2 separate regions of the Mus musculus genome follow, and region 1 is linked to region 2. A link is a contact called in ENCODE Hi-C or POLR2A ChIA-PET data. All regions are on one chromosome and are shown on one strand. Each heading gives the region's core, a stretch centred on a gene start or an enhancer-like site at or near the end of the contact. The rest is flanking DNA. Distances are from core to core; before and after follow the strand shown.

Region 1 (4,604 bases), core at 210-2,709, 120 kb after region 2:
CTGCACACACCCTGATGTGGCCTTTAGAAAGCTGGTGGGAGCTAGCTGGGAAGAGGTGTGAATCGGACAGAAGGCCTTCCCAGGCCAGCACACAGCATTTGGTCCTGGAACTCTGGAGCACTGGGTCCCCACCCCCAGACACCAGCTGGTCTGAGGAGACCCACTGAACAAAGGAGCCTTGTGGGCCATCTGGCTTTAGGTCTGGGACCCATCAACACCATCCAAAATAGGAGTCTCAGGATGACCACTGAAGGACATGTATGGACCATATTTCTGTTTTAGAAAGTCTTACGGTCGGCTTTTATATGTGGTACTAAGGATCTAAGAATCAAAGGATTCACACTGGCTGAGCAAGTATTCTCCCACTGAGGTGGATCCTGCGTCCAAGGCCACCCAGGTTTCACCAATCACTCTCAGAGATGGAAGAGATCTGGGCCAAGATAGACACAGGCAAATCGTGTCACAAGCTGGAATTAGGGTGGCCTGCCAAAGAGAAGTGATTGAAATTTAGGTCAGGGGTGCTGATCTGCCGGGTAGTAGGAGACGGAATACACTGATATCAGAGGTGGGGGAACTTTTCTGGAAGGGTACTCAAAGAATCAGATACAGCTAGTTGTCAAGTGAACAGGGGGCTACAAAGTTGCGAGGATATTGCCATTGCTCGCTTTGCCCCTGCACGAGAAACCCCGGGTTTTCAACCCTAAATCCCACCTTCCCTGGAGCTGCTTCCTCATGTTAACGGTAGCAGCCTTTGCTCGTCATGATTTTACTGTGTGTAGCAACCCTGGCCGCTTTCCTTTGCTATATTACCCTACAGCTCAGCCTGGAACTTTGTAGTCAGACTGATCCTCAAACTCCAAGAAATTCCCCTGCCTCGGTCTCCTGAGCGCTGGGCTTATCATGCATGGGCTGTCTCACCTGGCTGTCCCCGAGTCACTCATATTGTCAGTGCTACTGAACATCTTTCTAAACCTTACTCCCATGGCTCTCATCTTTGTCCTCACCGCTGCTAAAAATCCAGTTCCTTTACGCCTAACCCAGTTCTGCCCTAAGTCACGTTATTAATCGCTTCCCCAATATCTGATTTCCATCCTTTACCTGTGTAACTGGCAGGGTAAGCGTCCCAACGAACAAACAAATCCCTGTGCTGGTCTATGATGAAATTCCGAAGCCTGTATCATAAGGCTTCCTTCCAAGGCCTTTTCCTAAATGCAGGGCGTGGGGTGTGTAGACTTTGCGCTAATTCTGCCACCTGGAACAGCCCTTAATCAGGGTTTTGGGCTCCTCTCCACCTCTTCAAGCTCTTGTCTCCAAGCTCTCTTTGGCCAGCACAGGAAGTCCCAGCCCAGCCGGGAGTCTGTGCTCTTTAAGGCTCACTTCACTACTGCGGTGGACTGCTCTGGGCTCTTTCCTCCAGGAACTCCTCGAGGGCTGGGCTCTCTGGATGGGAGGGGATTCTGCCACGTTCAGCTTTGTATCTCCAGCACTTAGTATCAGGTCAAGCACCAGGAGGCCTTGGGCAAGTTCTGTCTTGCTCACAGTTGCTTCAGAGCACTTTACAGCACAGGCAGCAGGCATGCAGGGTGAGCAAAGGAGTTTACAAGTGTCAAGCCAATAGAAAGTGGCAGCAGCAGCGTCCAGGGACTGAGAGATACCACCATGCCAGCCTCCATACTTTATTTAGGGGGGGAAGGAGAGTGGGCTTGTATGTGTGCGATTTCTGCTGTTCGTTGGGGTTTTTTTTTTCCCTTGTTCTCCTTTTATAGTTCAGCTTAGCTTAGAACTCACTGCATAGCCTAGAAAGGCCCCAAACCTGAGGCAAACTTCCTTCATCGCCTCTTGAGTGTTGGAATTATAGGCACTGCTTTTATCTATCTGTCTGTCTGTCTGTCTGTCTGTCTGTCTGTCTATTTAGAGTCAGTCTCACTATATAGTATTAGTTGGATGCACAGGCAAACACTAGCTAGTTTTTTTTTTTAAGAATTATTTATTTAGTTTATATATATGAGTACATTGTAGCTGTCTTCAGACACACCAAAACAAATACAACTCACATTAAGAAAGAAAACCTTTTTGTTAAACACTTATTTTATGAGTGTGAGTGTTGTGCCTTTATCTATGTATGTGTGACTCATGCAAGTCTGGTGCCTGTGGAGGCCAAAAGAGGGTGTCACATCACTTGGAACTTGAGTCACAGATGATTGTGTGGGGCTATATGGGTGCAGGGATTGAACTTAGATTCTTTAAAAGAGCAGCCGTTATTAATCTCCAAGCCATCTCTCCAGTCTCAAGGAACCAAAACCATTATTATTATTTAGATTTATTTATTTTATGTATGAGTACACTGTACCTATTTTCAGACACACCAGAAGAGTGCATCAGATCTCATTACTGATGGTTGTGAGCTACCATGTGGTTGCTGGGAACTGAACTCAAGACCTTTGGAAGAACAGTCAGTGCTCTTAACCACTGAGTCATCTCTCCAGCTCCCAAACCATTTTTTTAAATATATATTTTTTTAATTCTTTGAGAGTCTCATACACACATACAATGTATCTTGATTATATTCACACACACACACACACACACACACACACACACACACACACGCTTGAGTGTGCATCAGCTCCTCCTCCATGTGCCTATGGCAAGCACTTATCAAATTCAATGGATTATAAAAAAAAAAAAAAAAAGAGGACCTGAAGTCGGAGCATGTGTGCAGTTATCCACTGGAGCATGGTCAACCTTCCAAGGGTCACACTCATAAAGCTAGGCCTTCCCTTCCCTAGGAGCCCTCAATAGCAATGGTCCTCCTCTCAGGCGGATGGGGGCTCGAGCCCCCACCCCCAGCCGCTGCTGCCCACGCAGGGTCGTATTGACTGGTTTGATCTGGTACAGGGAACTACAGCAGCTGAGTTCCTGATCCTACTTGATCCTGCCATATCTAGAAGACATTGCTTTGTCTCAGTCCTTCTCGAGCTCTTGAGTGCATCTCCTCTTCTGTGACTTCCCACGAGCCTTGGGTGGGAGGGGTGTGTGACGCAGACACTTGCGACCCCTCCAAAGACACACCGGCTTGTACTGTGCCTAGCTGCGCCTTCACGTGAACCTCCATACAAAGTAGAAACTTCCCTGGCGAGGACTGAGAGATGGGGTTCTGCAGTGTATATATATTCAAAAGGCAGTTTAATATGATGTCCTTTTAGCAAAATTAATAGTAGATTATCCCCTGGAGCATATGAGCTCCCCAGCCATGAGTTTCTAGCCAGGGAACGCATAGCATGAACGTCCTCTTTCCCAAACCCCAACCCCAACCCCAACCTCGGGCATCGTGTGGAACAGGGACCAGTTATTTCCAAGCAAGCTCTCTTCTTGTTTATTTCATTTTGTTCTCATGATTTTTTTTTTCTCTTGTCCAACTGCAATTGGTCTACATTAAAATACTGGCTCAGCCAAGAGCCTGGGATGTGATGTCTCAGGCGCTGTGTGACTCGATCTACCACATGACCTCCTGCCAGAGGTCATATTCCTTCGGGGGACATGAGCTCTGTTTAGTGTTTCTGGGAGAAGAGGAAGTGCGGTGCCTAGCAGCTGCTAATAACTGCGTGCTGAATGGATTCTCTGCATTCTTGGGACCAAGATCCTCCAAGCAAGTTTTCAGGACAACTCTCCCTCTGCCAGTACAAAGTCCTTGAAGTAAAGTTTACCAGGAAGAGACCAGGGACATCCAGACACATCATAAACAATCCTCCGGGACCCTGTTGTGCCAATAAAGCTGACGTCAGAGGCTCCTAAAATGGTCCATACCCTTACGGATCTGCTGAACATTCCAGAAGTGTGTCTACAGAATGAATGCAAATTTTATTTCATCTAGTTAAAAGAAATGTTGTGGGGCTGGAGAGATGGCTCAGCAGTTAAGAACACATACTGCCCTTGCATGTGACTGGAGTTAAGTCCTCAGCACCTATGTCATGACCTCACACCCAACCCGTGTAACCCAGCGCCCAGGGAGATCTGAGGTGGCCTCTTGCACCTGAACTCATATGCACACATACCAAGCCCCAACATGCACATAATTTAAAAATTAATAAACGTTAATGCTGGGCAGTGATGGTGCACACCTCTAATCCCAGCACTGTGCCTAGCTGCGCCTTCACGTGAACCTCCATACAAAGTAGAAACTTCCCTGGCGAGGACTGAGAGATGGAGTTCTGCAATGTATATGTATTCAAAAGGTCTGAGGAGGGAGAAGCAGGCTGACCTTTAAGTTCAAAGCCAGCCTAGTCTACAGAATGAATTCTAAGACAGCCAGGACTACACAGAGAAACCCTGTCTGGGAGGGGGTGAGGGTGGGTGGGTGGGGAGGGGAATCAATAAGAGTTTAAAAGAGAAATGAAGAAAAAAATTAATTAAAAAAAAAACCACTTCAAAGGCTGGTGATAAAGGTTCTTGTCACCATGCCTAAGTGGAACTAAAACTCAATCCCTGGAGGCCACCTGGTGGATTGGGAGACTGGCGAAGGTTGTCCTCTGACCTCCGTCTGTGCGCTGATGCACACACATGCATGTGCACGAACACACAATAAAATGTAAAGATTTAATTTT
Region 2 (4,322 bases), core at 266-2,765:
ACCTTGAGGTCTTCGGCTGAGCGGGGACAGCTCCGGAGAAAAGCAAAAGCGCCAACTTTGGCGTTCAACGTGGCATCTCCGTAAGGCTCGCGGAGTCTTCTCCGGAGTCCCAGCCCACGAGCGACCCCAACACCTTTCCGGGCTTAGTGCCGCCTCCCCACGGCCCGGCTCTCCGAGGGAAGCCCAGCTTGAGCCGCGCCTGGCAGCTTGCAAAGGGGACCCCGACCTTAGGAGGAGCGGGCGCGGATCGCCGTCATCCCACCTGAGACCTAGCCTGCGGGGCGCCCCGGTCGGGGCTCGGTCCGGTCGCCAACAGCCCCGGCGGCGCCCCCTCCCCCACCTCTGGGCGGCGACCTCAGCGCCGCCGCCCCGGGGCCCCCGCTCACCCAGGTAGCGGCTCCTCAGCCGGGACGGGTCCTCCAGCCCAAGGGACCTTTTCCTCACGTCCCACAACAGGTGCGGGCAGGAGCCACTCCGAGCCATGGCTCCGCAGGGGCTGGGGTGGGAAAGGGGAGACCACCGCGGGGGGTGGGGAGGGGAAGAGAGGGAGGGGACAGGCCGATCAACACCCGAGCGGCACCAGCACCATGCGCGCGCCCCGGGGCCTCGCCGGCGCCGCGACTCAGAGGGCGGCAGCCACGGCCGCGCCTTCTCCCCGGGAGCGGAGAGGTACCCGGGCCACGGCTCGCCTCATACTCTCCTCAGACTACCCAGAACATCTAGAGATCGGCAACAGTCCCCTCCCTCGACCCCCCTCCCGCGGGAGGCGGAGGCGAAGGCGGAGGCGGCCGCGAGCTCCTCCCTCTCCTCCCTAGACCACGCCCCCTCCCGGCCCTTCTCGCGAGAGGATGCACACGGGCAACAGAAGCCGCTGTGCGTCACGATTGCCCTCACCCTAGGAGAGGAGCTTGAGGGCGCTCTAGCCTACTCCTTAATGGATTGGAGAGGCATGACGGAAGCCGCTGAGGTTGTCTTGCTCACGCCTCTCGAGTCAAAGGAAAAAACCGGGCGTGATGACCCATGCATGCAATCCCAGCAGTCGGGAGGCTGGACCATAGCGAGATCCAAGCCAGCCTGGGGTACACAGCGAAGACACCGACTCAAAAACAATAAGTAAATAAGAGGAAGTCCGACAGGTATCCAGCGTCATCTTCAGTTCGGGAGAGGGAAGCCCAGAAAGCTTATTAGTCAAAGTGAGGGACCGGGCGGAAGTGCGGCTTCAGGTTCCCCTCTCCAACATGGCCTCCAGGGCCGGAAGGAGATGATTTCTGGCCACGCCTCTTCCGCTCTGTGAGGCCAGCCAATTAGAGCAGGCCGTTAAGCTTGCGCAACGCCTCGCCCGCCTAGCTCTAGCGGCCCCAGCACGGCGACCTCTGTAGCACCTGTTGCCATGACTCCTCCCCCTCGGTCTCCCCAACCCGCTCGCAGGAGGCGGGCCGGGGCGGGCTTTTGCTGAGCTCCGCCCCCCTGAGCCTTTGCGGGACTCGGCCTCTAGGTGCTTCACCTCTGGCTGCCAGAGCCGGGGAAGGGCGCCCTAGGGCAGAGGCGGACGCCCCAGCGCTGCAGAGAGAAAGTGACGAGCCGCCCTTCGTTGTCAGCCAGGAACGCGGACACAGCGGCGCTCCCACCCTGCTGCTGTCGATCCCTAGGCCGCCGCGATGGCAGCTGCCGGCGCCCGAGGCCTGCGGGCCACCTACCACCGACTCATGGATAAAGTGGAGTTGTTGCTGCCAAAGAAATTGAGGCCGCTTTACAACCACCCGGCAGGTAATGAATCCTGAACGGCTCGCACGGAGATCGTTCCTCTCCCTCCGAAACCGGGACATTAGAGGCCCTGTGACAGTTGAGTTGCTACCGGAATCCCAGAGCCCTCATCTCGCCACTGAAGGGAATCCATCAATTCTCCTAGTCTTTCACCTTGTTTCATCTTAGGTCTCTTTCCAAAAACCGAGTATCAGCACCCAGTGCCCTTGTTGACTTTTGATGTCTTCGCTCCCTTAAACACTGCTCACACTCCCGACCTCTCCTCCAGACTTGAACCTTACTTAACTCCTGAGAGCCACGAAGGGGTCTTGGGCCACCATGAAACCCTCCTTCTCCTCCCCTTTCTCCCTCCGTGAATTTCTAACGCACACGTGGGGTAGAGCTGAAAAGGTGTCTGTCTGGTCTCAGCAGAGGGTTTGGAGTAAAGGTCATACTTTAGTTCCTCTTGGCAGAGGCCTGCTAAGTGAGCCCTCCCCAAAATTGGACGCTCCCCACCCCCATCCCCTTCCCCTTCCCGGTTCAGTCAATGTCAACCTGGTTCCATAGACCCAGTATAATAAGCCAGTCATTATGCAATCACTGACCAGGTTATATCTGTGTTTTATGTGGGCAGATATGAATACAGTTCTGTTCCACCGCTCACCAAGATGTGACCTTGGGCAAAATTCTATACCTCTGTCTTAATTCATATAAAATGTATTCAGTGTGAAAATCAAAAATAACATATGCTTGATTCTTTGAGGATGTTAGCTGTCACAAGTACTGGATAAGAATTCTTGTAGTTAAAATAATTCTTTAAGAAACTGGAAGGCCCCTGTCCCTCTAGCTCTTTATCACAGTTATTAAATTAGTTTATTTCTAATACAAAATGGGTGATAGTAATACTTGGGTGAGGACTAAAATCTGATTATATTATGAAGTCTTTCAAGCATAAAATTGAGCAAATAGAAAAATTTACTCACAGTGGAAAAATGGAGTTGCTAACAAAAAAGTGAACTTTGCCTTTACATAGATTAAATCCATAGTCTACAATTGATATTAGAAAGATTTAGTTCTGTTTGTTTCTTTGTTTGTTTGAGACAGCGTCTCTGTATAGCCCAGTCTGTCCTGGAATTCAGCTCTATAGACCAGGCTGGCCTTCAACTCAGAAATCCACCTGCCTCTGCCTCCCAAGTGCTGGGATTAAAGGTGTGGGCCACCATGCCCAGAGGAAGGTTTAGTTCTAAGGGATGAGGCAGTTCTCTAGAGCCTGGGCTGGTTATTAAATCTGGTGTCCACTCTAATAACAGAATGGTCTATACCTCTGCATAGATGGTAATTTTAACACTTAATGGCATTACTGCAGTATGAAAACCATTATAAAACTTGTTTTAAGGAACTTTATTGATGAAGTTTGTTTAGTTACCTATTAGTTTTTACATTTTTCTGCTTTGTTATGTTTTATGGCAGAGATTTTCAGAAGATAATAATTTGACAATCTATGTAATGATCAGAATGTTACAAAATCAACTGAGGTCTTTGGCAATTCTTACCCTCCAGCTTTGGAGTGAGGACAGTGTGGAGCAGGCTCAGTTTTAAAGCACTTAAGCTAACAGAGAATTGGAAAGTAGTCTTTTGTTGATCTTTTTCAAGACCCTGGCTTTTAGCCACTTGTAATTATTGTTTATAGTACTTAAACTGTACAGAGTATTTTGTGCATTTCATCCGGAAGTCTTTGGGTTAATTCTGTTTTAAGTGTAATAAAAGGAACACAGAGTTGGAAGACAGAGGCAGGTTAAATCTTGACTTTAACGAATTCCCCAAACCTTAGGAATCTTTTTGTTTGGTTAGTTGGTTATTTGTTTTGTGTTTTGTTTTTGGTTTGGTTTGGTTTTCAAGGCAAGATATCTCTGTGCAGCCCTGGCTGTCCTGGAATTAGCTCTGTAGATCAGGATGGCTTCAAACTCAGAGATCTGCCTACCTCTCCCTCCTGGGTGCTATGATTGAAAGTGTGAGCCCTCACTGCCTGGGTGCAAATCTTTTAAAATTAAAAATGATTGTGAAAAATTAAATGATTGTAATATCTGTAAAGCATGTACAAAAGTATTTGTTTTACAAATCAGAACGAACTTTCTCTTCCAAATAAAGGGTTTAGGGCTTTTGATGTTGTTATTGTGTTGTTTGTTTGTTTTTGAGACAAGGTCCCTTCTATCCCAGTTTGACCTTGAACTTGAGGTCTTGTTTGTTGCTGTTTTGCTTTTTTAAAATTAGATCTTTACTGGAGTGGTGGCATACTTCTTTAATCCCAGCACTCCGGAGGCAGAAGCAAGCAGATCTCTGTGAGTTTGAGTTCCAGGATAGCCAAGGCTGTGAAACAGGAAAAAAACAAAAACAAAAAACAAAACAAACAAACAAAAAAAAAACTGTCTCCAAAAACAAAGAATGAATCTTATTACATTCTCCTGGCTGTCTTTAAACCTGCTATATAGAATAGTCTGACGTCAAATTCAAGAGAAATCTTCCTGCCTCGGCTTCCCTAGTGCTGGAATTAAAGGTTCATTAATTCAGGACCATTAACC

Evidence for each region. Hi-C counts contacts between places; a loop is a spot of excess contacts on that map. ChIA-PET counts read pairs that join two places held with the same protein, here RNA polymerase II (POLR2A).
Region 1: a map of heart shows a loop between it and region 2 (2.3-fold over the local background). The contact joins the enhancer-like site here to the promoter of Mpc2 in region 2. A Hi-C loop is called at or near these places in 1 of 37 maps with a recorded cell type or tissue (heart). POLR2A ChIA-PET finds 5 or more read pairs at or near these places in 4 of 5 experiments (Patski and embryonic stem cell).

Annotation. Positions count from the first base shown.
Region 1 is chr1:165,584,396-165,588,999 of GRCm38, forward strand. No RefSeq gene overlaps it. Among named protein-coding and RNA genes, the nearest start is that of Gm51750, 28 kb to the left of the region's middle. Within about 2 kb of position 1,460, at least 2 of the 3 ENCODE cell types and tissues checked have a DNase peak (open chromatin) inside an H3K27ac peak, as active enhancers do; they include heart, where a contact is called at or near this core.
Region 2 is chr1:165,459,745-165,464,066 of GRCm38, forward strand. Mpc2 (mitochondrial pyruvate carrier 2) reads left to right here and starts at 1,516. Exons shown (of 5, transcript NM_027430.3): 1 at 1,516-1,767. The coding sequence starts at 1,659. Dcaf6 (DDB1 and CUL4 associated factor 6) reads right to left here and starts at 719. Exons shown (of 19, transcript NM_028759.1): 1 at 387-719. The coding sequence starts at 483.